Regions from separate parts of the Homo sapiens genome. Here region 2 is linked to region 1. Evidence: chromatin loops called from intact Hi-C (ENCODE). Cell type or tissue: ascending aorta. All regions are shown on one strand.

Region 1 (8,000 bases):
TGCAGTGAGCCGAGATCACACCACTGCACTCCAGCCTGGGTGACAGAGTGAGACTCCGTCTCAAAAAATAAAATAAAATAAAATAATAATAATAATTTACATAGATGAACAATCACCAGAAGGAAACATGAGGGAAAAAGTTACACTAGTGGGAATAAAGACAATATTTTCTTTTCCCAATTAAAGAGTTGTTTATACAATACTTAAAGGGAACATGATATTGTTTAATAACACCACAGAGAAACCACCCTCTTGTCAACTAGAGCAAGAAATTAATGGCCAAGAGTCAATTTAATATAAAAAGGCTCAAGGCTTAAACTGAAGTTCAAAATGTACACAAAGATCTTTTTCTCCTAATACAATCAGCTTGCCTATAATAATATTATAAGACTCATTTTTCCTTATAATGAAATTCCACTTAGTTATGATTCCCTAACCCAAAAAGCATCCACTCTATTATGGAACTTTTCTTCATTCTTGTTACTATTTTCATAATTAAGGAATTTTGAAATCTACACACACCAAATTTCCAGAGAGAATTATTAAAATAGAGCCCAAAAATTTGATGAAGATCTCAGATCTCATGGTCAGCAGAGCATGGGAGATGCTAGAGTTAGAATCACATATAGGTAGGTCTGAATAATGTATATCCACATATTAAACAAAGACTAAGAACCAACCTCTTTCTCCAGCCAGTTAAAGAGTTCACAGAGAGCAACAGCATCTTTAATCTGTGCAAACAATGGAGACATTTTTTAAGTTATCACTGAAAATCACGTGACCAGATTCAGAGCCTAGCCCTAATGCAATACTGAGAAGGCTGTACCTGCAGGGCCACACATCATCAGCAACCAGAGCTTTACATGTGGACATTTCTGGGAAGCTGGTGTGTGCAGCAACTCCCATTATCAGGGAAAGGCTCCTCTGCTATTCAGTAGTTCAGGTACAATCAGGAAGGGCCCCACCTCAGAGCACAGGGAGCTCCTCCAAAAGGTTAACTTAAAGGTTAAGAACCCTACAGGGGCCAGGAAAAAACAGGCCACTATCAAAAGCCACCTCTGGGCCCAAAATCTTTCTTCATCAGCATCACGTCATCACCATCATCTACACTGTGAACATCAATATCTCCTTTTGTATTGTGTATTATACTTTGTAAAGATCTAATCCATCAAGTATTTTATTTCATTCCCTCAATAACTCCTCCTGGAAGGCCAGGAGGCTGAGGCTCAGAGAGATTCTAACCTTGTGCCAGGCTCAATGCCACAGAGGAGGTGAAGGAGCCGGGCCTTCTGACCACCTCACATCCCATCTTCTGCACCAGCTCCTCTACTCACGTGAGCCCGCCTCATGCCTTCTGACTCAGCTGAATTCTTCACAGCTTTGGCGATGCAGATGGGGGTGTAAGGCATACAGCAGCGGTGGTCCTAGAGGCAAAGGGCAGTAGGGTGGGAAATCAAACCGGCTCCACCCACCCAAGACCAAGGCAACAACCTTTTTGCTCAGCAAAACTTACTTTAGACAAATCATTTGAAGAGCTCCCACTGGCGACCCATATAGCTATCCCCTGGGGCCCCAACGACCTGTCCCTTTTGATTGATGACCCTGAGCTTAAGCTCAACCAAAAAGAGTAAGTACATCAAACAAGGTGTCTCTCTTCCATCCCTCACTCCCTTAGCTCTTTGAGACTGCTGGCTGCCTGCCGTCAGCAAGACATTGCTTTCCAAGCCACTGTGGTTGTGGTTAGAGTTCACTAACACTGAAAGCTTGACCGAAATCACCCTTCTCTTGCTGTACAAAGGGGGCTTTTTCTCCCTGTCTAGCCATGCACATGACCTGATGAGTGAGGTCTCCTGCTCCCTCCCTTCCCGCCCAGTGGTCCTATCTCAGCTACTGATAATAATCTGATCTTGAAGGGCTGGAGAAGACCCTTTCCAATTTGAGAACAAGTTAGAATCCAGCAGAGGGGCCTCAGCACACCTGGCACTTGCACAAAGCTTCTAAAATTGCTTTTGTGATCTTATCTCCTTTTCTCTTTCTCTCCAGAGAGAGAGGAGAGAGAGAGAGGAGGAGTCACACTGTGTGTGATGATGGCAGGGGTACAATGGCAAGCCAGATCTAGAGAGCCAGGCCTGGATTCTTCCCAGGATGCCCCACTGCTCAGTGGAGAAGAAAGGACATCACTGGGCTTGCCAAAGGCCACTTGGCAGCCAGAGGCCCAGGGGAGGACAGTAGAAAAGCCTACCTCTAAAGAGGCCTGGATTCCAGTCCCATCCCAGACCCTAATGAAAATGAGGCAACAAGTGTCAGCTGCTTAGCACTGCCCAGCAAGGGCTCAGTAAAGGGCAAGGCTATCACTATCACTTGAATTTGACAAATCCCCAAATCCCCAACTCCCCAATCCTCTCTGAGCCTCAAGTGTCCTTAGCTATAAAATGTGGTGCGGCAGAAGGAGGGGGTAGAGAAGCATTTCCCAAGCTTCAAGCATTCTTATACCACCTGCACAGCTTTTACCCTAGCTTCTTAACTGCTGTACCCTTATTCACTTAGTACTTTACTTTAGACCATCTTTAAATCAGCTTTATTAAATTCAACTTTATTTTAAATAATTATATCATGAACTCATGCTAGTTATGTTTTTTCTATTATATGCTAAATGCTGTTAAAACAGATATATTTAAGCAAACCTAAATAATAATGTGTACCACCTAAAATAATCTCTCATGCCACACTCTGGAAAACACAAGACTCAACAAGCAATAAGGGCCCTCAGGCTCTTGCTATGGCTCCAGCTTTAAGGCCTCATCCATGGAGACCACAGTTCTGATCCAACAGGCAGCCTCAGAAATCTGCCTGTGCTCCAAAGACAATACCAGAACTGGGAAGGGGGTGGCAGAGTTTAGATGGGCCAAAGTGGGGTCACCAACCTTGGGGATGGTCTCGCTCACAGCATAGCTGGCCTTGTCACTGACCCACACCTTCTCCCTTGGGGAGAGGTCAGCACACAGGGCCTTGAGCTCGCTCAGGATGGACTTGTAGGGATGCACCTGGATCCTGTATTCGGCTTCCAGACCCAAGTCAAGAAGCAGGTGCTCCTTCACACTGGGGGCGTCTATGCGGTCACCATCAATGAAGAGCCTGCAGATGGAGGAGAGGTGGGTGGCAGAAAAAGGAGGGAACATGAGTGAGAGGTGGCAACACAGACACACATACACATCAGGCTCTGTTTCCTGGCAACCAAAACCAAGCCCCTTTTCTCTCCTCCCCACTCCTTTCCCAAATCCTGCCCTCCAAGGTGCATTCCCTGCCCCCATCCACCCAATCTGCCAAGCCAGAAATCTGGGCAGTGTCCTCCTTCACTGATGACCCTCTTCCCGTCCTTCATTAAGACCTTGGGACCCACAGCCTAAATCTCCATCTAATCTGTCCAGCTCATCTACAGCCTCGCCCAGTCACCACTCAGGTTCAGGTCCCACCATCTCTCACTTGGGTTAGTGCCACAGCCTCTAAGTCTTTCCCCATCTACCGATGTTTCAGTCATAATATTCTTTACAACTTGTACATCTAACATGTGGTTCCCTCTGAAAAATTCGTTCAATAGCTTCCCACTATTCTTGTTCAGAAAAAGAACCCAAGCTCCTGAATGTGGCCCACAAGGCCTCTCTTTTCTGTGGCCCCTGCTCACATTCTGGCCTCACTATGTTCTGACCTCACTGAACCACTTCAGGTCCTCCACATGCACTGTGCTCTCTACTGTCCAGAGTCTCTGAAAATGCTGTTCCCTCTGCTTGGATCATGGTTCCCCGCCCCTCCTCACCCTGCCATTCACCTAACTCACCCACATTTATCCTTACTCTCTGCTTCAAAATATTACTTTCCCCAAGAGTCTGCTCTGATCTCCAAGTCTAGGTCAGGCCCCTCTCGTAACACCTGTATCTGTCCCACAAGCAGACTGGTGCCCACTTATGTGCCCAAATACTTTAGAAAGAGGACATGCTCATCTCCCCAACTCCAGCCAAGGACCCCGTCCTGTTTCAGTCACCCTAGCACCTAACAGAGACCCTTAGCACATCACCAGCACTTAATAAATGTGTTGTCTTAATGCAAAAAGCTATTGAAATAGAACAGTAATGAAAAGAAGGCCACACGAAATGCTTTGAAAAAATAAACTGACAATTCAACAAAGCGTAGTTGGAGGGGTTTTCCCATATTATTTTTGACCTTCAAAATGACTGGGTTTATTTGCATTGTGGACCCAGAATTGTATAATTGAGCATATATACCCCTTAACACTGGCTGCTAGAAAACTTGACATCAAATGGGTGGCCCGAACTATAGACACTTTCATGCGTTTCAAACCATTTTGGGGGCTCAAAGAGAGGCAGGATATAAATAAACACCTACTGCTAAGGAAAACAAGAAGGGAAAATGTTAAAAGGGCAAGAAAAAAGAAGCACATCAGTGAAATATCAGGCAGTGATGGGTGGGCCAGGACCAGAAAGGGCACACTAGGGCTCTGAGGAGCTCTGGAAGGGAGTTCCAGATGCAGGGCAAACACTCACATGATCGTCTCTAGTCCTATGATTGCGTAGGAGAAAAATACTGGATTGTGCTCCACATCTGATCCTCGGAGATTAAATAGCCCTAGAAAAGAAATCAAAATCCCTGTCACCTGTCTGACTTAAGATGTTAAGGGGTCGCTTGTAGCGGGAGGGAAGAGCTTCAGCTTGGAGTCCAGCTGCTGCGCAAGGATTCAGTGGAATCGCACAGAAAGGCTGGAAGCCTGACTCCCGTCTGGTTCCACCTCTGAGCTGCAATTGCTCATGTCCACCACGTGATGGCACCAGAGCTGTTTCTCAGGCTTCCACATCACTGCCCGGAGAAGGGAATAAAAGCTATTAGTTGAAATCCTGAGAACTGCCCCCACAAGGAGTTGAAATGATCCGCCTAGTGGTGACCTGCCAGGCCTGGCCTTGAAGCCGACAAACCTCTGGCGCTCCCAAATAAAAAGGAAGGAGACGAGCACTCTCTCCCTTCTGAGGCAGATGACCTAGGGTAGAAAAACTGAGACCCTCCCACAAGGGAAGCCAGGCAAGCCTCCTCTGTAAGGGTCAGTGAGCCCCATGGAGACGGAGCTTCCTGTCAGAGGTGGAAAGAAAAGCAGTGAGTCAGCAAGGCTGCAGCTCACCAATGAAATCAGAGCCTGCAGCCCACCCATGGGTCTGCTCTGGCACCACGACTGGGTGGGGGACCTGCGGACAGCCAGTAACAGTGATGTTGCTGAACGTCTGAGAACTAGACAGACCAGGAGAGAGCACAGTTCTGGTCCCAGGACTTCCAGCTTCCGTCACTTGTTCTCATGAGGATCAGAGCAAAAAAACGCCTGGGCATTAAAAGTATAACCTCTATTTTAAAATAATGGCTTCTTAAAGTGATGAGGCACCATTTTTTACCTATCATACTAGCACTTCTTTAAAAATGACAGTACCTGGTGTTCAGGTGTGGCAAGACAGACAAATTCAAATACAAAGGTGCAAACTTTCTGGCAGACAAAGGGCAAGATGAGTCAAAAGCCCTAAAAGCCAACCAGAAATAGGAAGAAAATTATCAAACACTAAGACATGGATTCATGAACCAAGATTTTGATGGTAGCATCATAATAAATTACAGGATTACTGCAAATAACCCAAAGGTCATCCTTAGGGAAACAGTTAAATAAATTATGGTATAACCACATGATGGAGTATTTAATACTCACTTAAAATTATGCTTGTATATGCTTATAGTGTACTGATACAGTGAAAAAATCAGGCTATAAAATGATATATGCATAGAATATTGACACTGATTATCTCTAAGTAACAGAATTTATACGTGATTTTTTTTTTCTTCTTTTTACTTCCTCTGCATTTTCCAAGTTTTCTATCATGGGATTGTGTTTTTGTTACAATCAGGGAGAGAGAAAAGTTTTACAGGTGTTTTTCTCTGACGTTGAGATCATTAAGTTAATTAGGGATGTAAGTCACTGACACACTTGACAATGTTTTGTGGATGGAAGATGCAGGGACTGAAGAGAGAGGACACTGCAGTAGGGTCTCATTCTCTAGTGAGAAGGCAAAAAGATAAAGCAGTGCCTCTTCTCAGTTGCCCTGGGTCAAATCCACTCAGAAACCAGAAGACAGGACAGGAAGGTTCAACCAGATTCCGTCAGGTTTTAGATGAAAGAAGGTGCTGAACAACTGCATGAAGGTGGGTTAAGGTCCAAAGACTGAGAAACTACTATTACATCAAAGGGCTTGGGGAGGAACTTTTAGTTCCTAGTTTTCTGAGGTAGAAATGCTCCCAGAACATTCTCACTATAAAGACCTTAGGAAACCACAGGACAAGTGTAAAGAAAGAAGGCCTCTCCTATGAGCCCACTTCTACACCTACAGAGGCTGACAGACATAAAATATTTGTAGGAAATGCCCTTCCTCAGAGGTGCCATGGTCCTGAGGGACTGGCCAGAGGTGGGCATCACCCAGCTGTAATACTGCTCTGGACAAGCCTCACTCCCCTCCCCAGCTCCCTGTAATTCTTTCTCCTTCATCCTAGTTGGCATCTCCTATACCCATTTGGTGACGTAGTCTTCTTCTTATTCCCTGGCCACTCAGAAAGTTGAATGGCATGAACACACAGATACCCAGAGACCCAAAGGAGAGATCGGGTAACATGCCCAAACAGCGAAACCAGAGCACTCACACGCAATCTCATCCAAGGCAGTGACCACAAACCACATGACGTTCCTCTCAGCCATTTTCAACCGAAGGTCTGCAACCTTGTCCTTCCAGGAGATGCCTGCAAGAAACAAATGTGCTTTAACTCCAGCCCTGGTCCCAGAAAGCAGTAGGAACCCAGTGAAAGAACCTACCCTAAACATCTTTAATCAGCACCATTTCTTACAGGAGCACGCTACTTAAACAGGCAGGAGGCCTGGATTCAAGCCCTATACAAGAAGTGTCCAAGCCACTTGACTGTCGTGAGCCTTGATTGCCTCACCAGTAAAATTCATTCATTTACGCATCCCACAAATGCCTGTGTAACATCTAGATCTGCCAGGCATAGATACGTGCCAGGCACTCTGCTGGTCACTGTGGTTACAGATCTGAGCCAGACCCAGTCCCTGTCTTCATGGGGCTTACAATATAGAAGGGAAGACAGATAATTAAACCAGCAATTAACACACTACTGTAAATACTGATGCAACAGGGGACACACAGGGACCTATATCAACACACTACCCAGCAAAGGGAACTCACCCAGTCTCAGGGGTCAGGGGAACAGCACCCACCACTTGATGTTCCTGGGGGCTGCAAGACTTGCCTTTCAGTGCTAAGACCTAGGAATTCCCTGTAGTCTGACTCACTGTGATTACCACTTCCAAATCACACTTGCCCTTTCAGACACTGCCAAGGCCTCTCTGTTGCTCTGCAAGATGAAATCGTGGTGCTAGAGGAGCTCACCCCATTGCCACCACAACCACCCTACCAGGGCAGCATTCATAACTCAGGGAACAGCCACCTGTGAGCAGGGTGGGCATCTGTCTTATTCACTCAGCACCTCGCACAGCATCCTGCAGATAGTAGGCACCCAAATGTGTACTGAACAGCAACATTTGCTCTCCCCTCTCCTATAAGCAACAAGTCAGAGCTTCTGCTCTAGTGAAAAAAACTTCAAACCACGCTGATGGAAAATATTTAGCTGACCCTGGGCCACTCACTGGACCCATCCTCCCCATTCCGCAATACCCCTCTGGTGAGGATGTCACACAAGAAAGCAGGCTGGGGCTGCCCCCACACCCAGGGCTGCACTGAAGATCAGTTCGGGAATGCTGTTTAAAACTTGGCCCAGAATCTAGGCTGTCACGCTTTCTTCCCAGGACCCCTCTGGGCAATCTGCCTACATTCCACAGCCATCCCCCATCTACCTCTGTTTCTACAGCAAGACGCCCTCCCCTGCAGCCC
Region 2 (8,000 bases), 400 kb after region 1:
GACCACCATGCCTGGCTAATTTTTGTATTTTTAGTAGACACAGGGTTTCACCATGTTGGCCAGACTGGTCTCGAACTCCTGACCTCAGAAGATCCACCCACCTCGGCCTCCCAAAGTGCTGGGATTACAGGCATGAGCTACCGCACCCAGCCTGTGAATAAGGATTTTCAAATCAAACCAAGCTTTTTTCTTCTATTGCTTGTCCTTTTTCCTTCCCCCAAAGTCTTACAGCACCCATGATTTGGCAGCCTCATACAGGAGGCTCTTGAGCTACCAGTCACATGAGAATGAAGGCAAGAAAAGAAGGGACCAGATGGCATCAAAAGATATGCCTTTCTAGGTCACTGGTGGTTAAGCTTGCAATCTGGTTACCAACAGGGAGACTTATGGGGGAAAGGGTGGAGAGCAGCATCATTGAAAAGGAAGAATAATTTTGCCATACAATTGCTGTTCTAAGAATTTGCAGGAGAGAAAAAAAACTTAGACACTGAGGAGAATCGATTTTTCTGATTTAACTCTTTCCAGTTTACAGTTACAGGGCATCCATTGCTCTTGGAAGGGTACATTTACCTAAGTGGCAGCTAAGGACATGTGGTAACTGTGTGCATTATTTGGATGGGACTCTCCCTCTTGGTCAGCTGCTGTTCTTCAACTGCCATTAACCATTTGTTATTCTACTCTCCAAATGCCTGTTTCATTTAAATACAAAAACTTAAGGAAATGACATGTATCTTCCACAGGTACACCTCTGTCCACAAGAGCAGAGGAAATAATTCACTGTTCATCTTTCATATTAATACCGATTTTGGAGGACTGTATTTACAAAATATGAAGAATGGCATCACTGGCCTTTGTGAGATATCTCAGGGTATATTTTCTTGGTGTAAGCTGTATCTCAGAGCAGATGAATAATTATTTGACAATAAAATGTTCAGTAGTGGCTAAAAAAAATATCTTTTAGAGCATTCTGCCTTCCCTGTTCATTTAGGCATTTTTCAAACTTTGGTCTGGGTACCTCCTGATTTGTCGGTGCATTGCAGATCCTCAGACAGCTGAAACTAGCTGATTATTTCCATATAGAATTCCAGCTCAGTTGTTTTCCCTTGAAGGAGAGAAAATAAGGCATTTTAAATTTTATGTTTAAACTTGGTCCCAGTCTATAAATTTAGGTCCTTTACTTTTTAAATTACCTAGAAAATCCTCGCTTTTTCATACACAAATTCTATATTATTCAAGTCCAAAGTCAAATTTGAACCTCTTTTACAGGTCTACCTCCTCCAATTACAATCTCTCCATTTATTCAGATTTTTTCAATTTTATGTTTAAACTTGGTCCCAATCCATAAATTTAGGTCCTTTACTTTTAAAATTACCTAGCAAATCCTCACTTTTTCATAGACAAATTCAATATTCTTTAAGTCCAAAGTCAGATTTCAACCTCTTTTACAAGTCTCCCTCCTCTGATTACAATCTCTCGATTTATTCAGATTCTGTTGTCCTTGATATCTGTATGACTCATTCAGTATGGACCAAATGAAACAAAGTAATATGTTTCTTTCTGTAGTCTTGAGTGTAAACTCTTAAAGTTAACATTTTTTTTTTACTTTTCCTTCTCAAGCAAGTGTCTGGAACAGTGCTGAGTATGTAAAATCCATGTAATAAATACATGGAATGATTAAAGAGAGAAAAAATTTTAATATGTTAGTTATTTTCATTCTAGGTTTTAGCAAGTATCACAAAACGGAAAATAGACTCACCTTTCTTTTCCTTGATGTGAAAGTTTATGGAATCATTTTGATTTTCCTTTCTTTCTTTTCTTTTCTTTTTTTTTTTTTTTCTTCCTGAGGCAGAGTTTCACTCTGTGGCTCAGGCAGAATGCAGTGGCGCCATCTTGGCTCACTGCAACCTCCACCTGCTGGGTTCAAGCGATTGTTGTGCCTCAGCCTCCCGAGTAGCTGGGATTACAGGCGTGCACCACCATGCGCAGCTAACTTTTATATTTTTAGTAGAGATGAGGTTTTACTGGGTTGGCCAGGCTGGTCTCGAACTCTTGGCCTCAGTCTGCCCACCTTGGCCTCCCAAAGTGCTGGGATTATAGGCATGAGCCACCATGCCCAGCCCATTTTAAGTTTCTTAAAAACTAAAAAATAAAAGATAATTCTTACATATACTGAAGTTTTGGAGTTAATTTGAACCAAATTGACAAGGTATTCTTGCGGTAATGTGCTTGTTAACTTTACTAGTTGCTTTGTTGAGTTTTTTAGAAGACTGAATTTAAAGCAGGATTGTCTATTAGTGTAGCTGCCAGTCTTTGTTTCCACGCTCCAGTCATATTATATGAGTGCAGTTGTTATCATATGCCATAATAATCTTAATGAAGAGTTTAAAGGCACTTTTTACTCTGGTGTTTTGTTGTTGTTGCTGTTTGTTTGCTTTTTTTGGTCTGCTGAGCAAGAGCACTGTGGTCACATGAGAATCCTCACCTAAGAAATTTTCCAGTTAAAAATGAAAATTTTGTTAAAGGTTCTATGCATTTGGGTAGTACAGCAGGGGAGGAAAGTGACTTTGAAGTTGTTAAATATCATTAAGGAGAATCCATTGATATACCTTTGATTTAGGGATTCCTTTATCCACACCAGTTACGTCAGGTTTCAGCCTGGACCCAATTATTAGACCTGAGGTACTGAACTCAATAAAGAAATTTGAAATGGAAATACTGTCAGACCTTTAACTATAGTTAGGTTAGTAGGTGCTAGAAGAATCTTAATTCATTAGCCAAACCTCTGACCTCACTACCCTTAATCATCCTTGCTTGTCATGACATAATTGGCTGCTTATTGCCTTCTCCTACCTCTCTTTTCAAATTGCTAGCCTTTGAGAATTTCACTTGACATTATTTCTTGTCTATTAAGACAGAGAAAGCGCATAGTTTGGTGTGTGAATTAGCAAAACCATTTTAGTCCTCTTTCAGAAGAGAATGGAGGGTGTGTGTTTTGTTCTTGATGCAGTTAAGACAGTTACCAAAAGTTCAATTATAGGTCTTTAAGGACTAGGGGTAAACTGTGAACGTATTTGTGGATTTTCTTTTCAGATATGCTGTTAACTGCTGAATTACCTTACCCCTTATGAAACACAGGACCAAAGATGTGGACTAGTATTGTTTTAGGATGAAGTTAAATACTCAGAACTCTCTCATCACCATGATCATAGTTCTTTTAGGGCACAGGGAAGGTAAATCCATGAGGTTCTCTGCTAGCATTTCTAGGAGAAATTTCCCTCAACTTTCCCACAGGAAGGATAGATTAGAGAATGCAATGACTTTCAGTAAGTAATTTTTGTCACCTGTTGTCCTTGTGGATTGGAGGCAGGTAGTGAGAGAGACGAGAGAGGAAGAGAAAAAAGAAATAAAAATTAAGCTAACGAGCTAGCACACTTAGATAGGAAGCAGGGGATTATTTTATGGGTTATTTCTGTGGCTAGAATTGACCACAGGGCATATATTTTGTCTAACCCTACCCTAGCTGGTCACAGAATTTTGCTGTTTCTGTTGTATTGGAGTATAAGAAATCAACATTTTTATAAGTGAAAAGTGGTTGAATATCAGAAATTTCATGTGGTTCAAACTAATATATAACAACATGTAACACACTGTAGGATGGCTACAGTTGTAGAGAGGTAGGGTGTGTGTGTGTGTGTGTGTGTGTGTGCCCACACACGTGCAAGCAAGTAAAAGGTGGGAGGGGGGAAATAGAAACTTGTGAGCATATTATATTCCCTTGGGGTACCATAGCTGAAAACCTCTCCTCTCGCCTGTGGTTTTAGTTATTCAAGATCAAATACAATTGTCCTGGTATGTTTTCACACTTCCATATTAATACAGTTGAGACAGTTTATGGGGTGAGTTAAAAAATAAACCATCTTGACAGAGATTACCATTGGGGATAATAATCTAAAGTGAGTGTTGTCTAAAGAGTACAACAGAAATAGCAGAGACTGAAATGCGGCCACCCCTACATTCTTTGACAGTGGAGAATTAGGGGTGTGACATCTATCCTATAGGCTGAATAAATGCAAATTATTGTTTATCTTAAAATAGGTTTTATGATATTTCTAGTGAAATAACCAGACTGTGCTGATTTGACTTTTTGTCTTTCTTAGACGAGCTCATCTGCGCCTTTGTTTAGAACGCTTAAAAGTTCTGATTCCACTAGGACCAGACTGCACCCGGCACACAACACTTGGTTTGCTCAACAAAGCCAAAGCACACATCAAGGTGAGAATTTTTACTTTCAGATTTGCACAATTCCCTCAGTTCTGGTTTAATTATTGGCACTGATTCCTATTCATATACATCAGCTAGTTCACCATGCCCTCCTTAATAACTGACCTCAAGAGAAGTCTTTCTAAAAACTTACCAGCTAATCTGATGGGAACAACATAACCTGATTAAACTAAATTGTTTTGACAGCGTGGCCATTTGAAGAACTGAGAACACTAGGAAAATAACAATTACCCTCTTCATACTCGGAAGGCAGTTGTGCCCTCTGGTGGAGATGACTTCATTTGGCTGTGTCCTTCCGTATTTTTCCATCAAATACCATACTAGAGGAAGTTTCTCCGTGGAGATTACTTTACAGACTTTTAGAAGTCCATCTTGTTCAAGTAACATAGCATTCATTACATACACACAAAAGTAAAGACAAAACTATTTTTTATTTTTAAAAATATGTATTTATATGCATTCTCATTTTGGAGGCTTTAAAATGTATTTATATATTTTTATACACACTCACACATGTATATTCATTCATGTTTTCTCTGCTAAAGGAGGAATCAGTTTTATTGTTTGTACTGGACTATACACAAATGTAAAAATCATTTCATCATTTCAGAAACTTGAAGAAGCTGAAAGAAAAAGCCAGCACCAGCTCGAGAATTTGGAACGAGAACAGAGATTTTTAAAGTGGCGACTGGAACAGCTGCAGGGTCCTCAGGAGATGGAACGAATACGAATGGACAGCATTGGATCAACTATTTCTTCAGATCGTTCTGATTCAGAGCGAGGTAGGCAGCTTGCCTCTTCTCTAATGAAATACTAAACATCTCTGTATCTGGATTTAGGGAAGGTATGTTGGGAGGCACTGTATTTGCTTTCTTTCTAGCCAACAGAGTAACATTGTAGGTTTTATGCAATCATAATATTGTCTACAGCAGTGCCAGTGTGGACTATAAAACTTTTTGTTTTTTCCTTGAAAAAAAATATATTTATATATTTATATTATAAATTATATAATGTCCCTCAATTTAGGTTTGTCTGATGTTTTCAAATGATTAGATTGAGGGTATACAGTTGGGGTAAGGAATATCACAGAAATGATGTTGTGCCCGGTGGCTCATGCCTGTAATCCCAGCACTCTGGGAGGCCAAGGCGGGCAGATCACAAGGTCAGGAGATCGAGGCCATCCTGGCTAACATGGTAAAATCCTGTCTCTACTAAAAATACAAAAAATTAGACGGGCGTGGTGGCAGGCGCCTGTAGTCCTAGCTACTCGGGAGGCTGAGGCAGGAGAATGGCGTGAACCCGGGAGGCGGAGCTTGCAGTGAGCCGAGATCATGCCACTGCGCTCCAGCCTGGGCAACAGAGTGAGGTTCCGTCTCAAAAAAAAAAAAAAGAAAAGAAATGATGTTGTGCCTTTCTCAATCCATTGTGTCAGGAAGATACACGATGTCGAAGTTTTTACTACTGGTGATGTGAATTTTTATATGTAGATTTTAAAGTACAACACCCTTTATTTCTCTTTCCATCTATCCTAGAATATTTATCTTTGACAGAGTTAAAGAACAGAAGTCAACCAAAAAAGAATGGTTTGAATTTTACTGATTGTTCTTCCCAAAGCTTCCACCACATCAGGCTTCATATCACATTAAAAGATCCCAGAGGTGAACACTGGTGATTTGAAGTCTTACATTTGGAGAAAGGAGCTCATGAGCTCTTTAGGATTCTAAAACATGAGACAAGTGACAGAGTTTTTTTGTTTGTTTGTTTTTAGGACTCTGATTTTGTTTTTTGTTTTTGACTTTTTTAAGTGGAAATTTTCAAACATACTTAGAATAGAATAATGAACTCCTGTATACCCACCATTCAGTTTGAATAGCTGTCAACTTGTTTCATCTGTTCTTCACTACGCTCACCCTCAATATTTTTTCTGGAATGCTTTAACTCAAATCCCAGATAACATCATTTTGCCCCTAAATACTTTAGTATGTATCTTGAATAAATAGGATTTTTAAAAATGTAATTATAATGCTATTATAATACCCCACAAAATTAATTCAGATAATCTTTTTTAATATCATCTAATACCCAGTCTGTGATACATTTTCTCCAGTTGTCTCAAAAATGGCATTTTACCATTGGTATGTTTAAATCAGGATCCAAAGGCCACATTGCATTTGTTTGATGTGCCTTTTAAGATATTAATCTATAATAATTTTTTCTCTTCCCCCTACACCGTTTTGGTAGAAACAAAAACTGATTTCTACATAACATCTCAAAAAGACTTCTTTGGCAGAGAAAACATGAAGGAATATATAGGTATAGATCTGTGTGTTGTATATATGTACATATTTTTTTAAACATCAAGAGACTGAGTCATTTTTCTTATAGAATTTCCTACATCCTAGATTTGGCTGGTTGAATCCTCATGGTGTCATTTAACATGTTATGTCCTTTATATTGACTGTAAACTGGTTGGTAGATGCAGAATACTTCATAGGTGGTGCTTTGTACTTCCTGTTATGTCAGTATTGTGTGTAGTTGTTGTTGCACTTTTAATATTAATCAATAGGTTCAGGTAAGGTCATTTTAATACATTTATATAAATGTATAGCCTTTAACTTAACAGTTTTAGCAATTATTGCCCTTATTTCATTGGGTGTCATAAAATAGTGATTTTCTAATTGTGTCATTCCTCTTGTATTTATAAACTGTTTTTCTCCTATAAACATTTTCTCATCAACTTTTCGGTTATCCTGAAATAAAGTTCATACAGGGAAGGTGGGATAAATGCTTGGTCTTGGTTTTTGCTTTATCAGTTTTCCAAACAGAGTTGGTAACCTAGCAGCTTCCAGAAGTAACAAGTTTTGGTTTTACTATTTTTTGATTATATCATGAACTCATGTTTTGCTGTACTGAATGTGTTCCAATCCATTGCAGTCATCCTTTTAAATTCTTTTGAATGCTCAAACTGTCCCAGATTTGCTGAGTAGGAGCCTTTTAAATAGTTTTTTCATCCTTTTTAACGCAACCTTTTTAACACAACCCTAGGAGTTCTTGTTTTTCTGTTTTGTTATTTTTCTATGTAAAAGTTTATTTTTGTGTGGCAGTTTTCAAGAAAAGTCTACCAGAGGCAGTAGCAAGAACCTGAAGTACATGCTACATTTATCAGTAACAGTGAAATATAGCAGAAATAACCCTGACCTTGGTGTCCCAGTCTTTCCTCTATTGCTAACTAGCGGAAACCTCTTCTTAGGTCTTTAGGTTTTAGCTGTCCTTCCTGTTACCTCCTCCTTGTACCCACCCCAACTACCTCCAAATTTCAGAGAGGAGGGTGTATTTTCATCACTATAGCTCTCATTTTTTTTTAGTGTTCCCAGTGTACCTTACTTTAGCGGTACCTTACCAAGTACCATCCTTATCCTGAGCTGGCAACCTCCTTTTTGTAGTGTTATGGGGGCTTTTAGTTAACATCTGTGGTACACTTGGCTAAAGCAGTTTCTCATTTTACTTTGTTTTTTTGGGTTTTTAAAAAATTTTTTTAAACATATTTTTAAATTTTATTAAAATAGAGATGGGCCTTGTTGCCCAAGTGGTCTCAAACTCCTGGGCTCAAGCAATCCTCCTGCCTTGGCTTCCCAAAGTGCTGGGATTATAGGTGTGAGCCACTGTGTTGGCCATCATTTTACTTTATTTTGACTGAGTTCAGCATGCTCTTTTGGATA

Evidence for each region. A loop is a pair of places that touch in the nucleus more often than their neighbours do. Peaks named below come from ENCODE experiments on the same cell type or tissue, not always from the same donor. Only the 100,000 strongest peaks of a DNase experiment are listed, where the experiment ranks them.
Region 2: it touches region 1 in a loop (5-fold over the local background); 69 of 110 quality-filtered maps call a loop at or near these places.

Annotation. Positions count from the first base shown.
Region 1 is chr10:109,879,508-109,887,507 of GRCh38, forward strand. It overlaps XPNPEP1 (X-prolyl aminopeptidase 1), which reads right to left. Exons shown (of 21, transcript NM_020383.4): 8 at 6,739-6,834; 9 at 4,560-4,641; 10 at 2,925-3,135; 11 at 1,335-1,424; 12 at 681-731. Among named protein-coding and RNA genes, the nearest start is that of XPNPEP1, 40 kb to the right of the region's middle. In ascending aorta, CTCF peaks have their summits at 4,842 (motif pointing right) and 5,044; a DNase peak (open chromatin) is centred at 4,904; H3K4me3 peaks cover 1,014 bases; H3K27ac peaks cover 1,623 bases.
Region 2 is chr10:110,275,023-110,283,022 of GRCh38, forward strand. MXI1 (MAX interactor 1, dimerization protein) reads left to right here. Exons shown (of 6, transcript NM_130439.3): 4 at 4,158-4,272; 5 at 4,892-5,063. Among named protein-coding and RNA genes, the nearest start is that of SMNDC1, 26 kb to the right of the region's middle. In ascending aorta, a CTCF peak has its summit at 4,544 (motif pointing left); a DNase peak (open chromatin) is centred at 4,549; H3K4me3 peaks cover 514 bases; H3K27ac peaks cover 5,788 bases.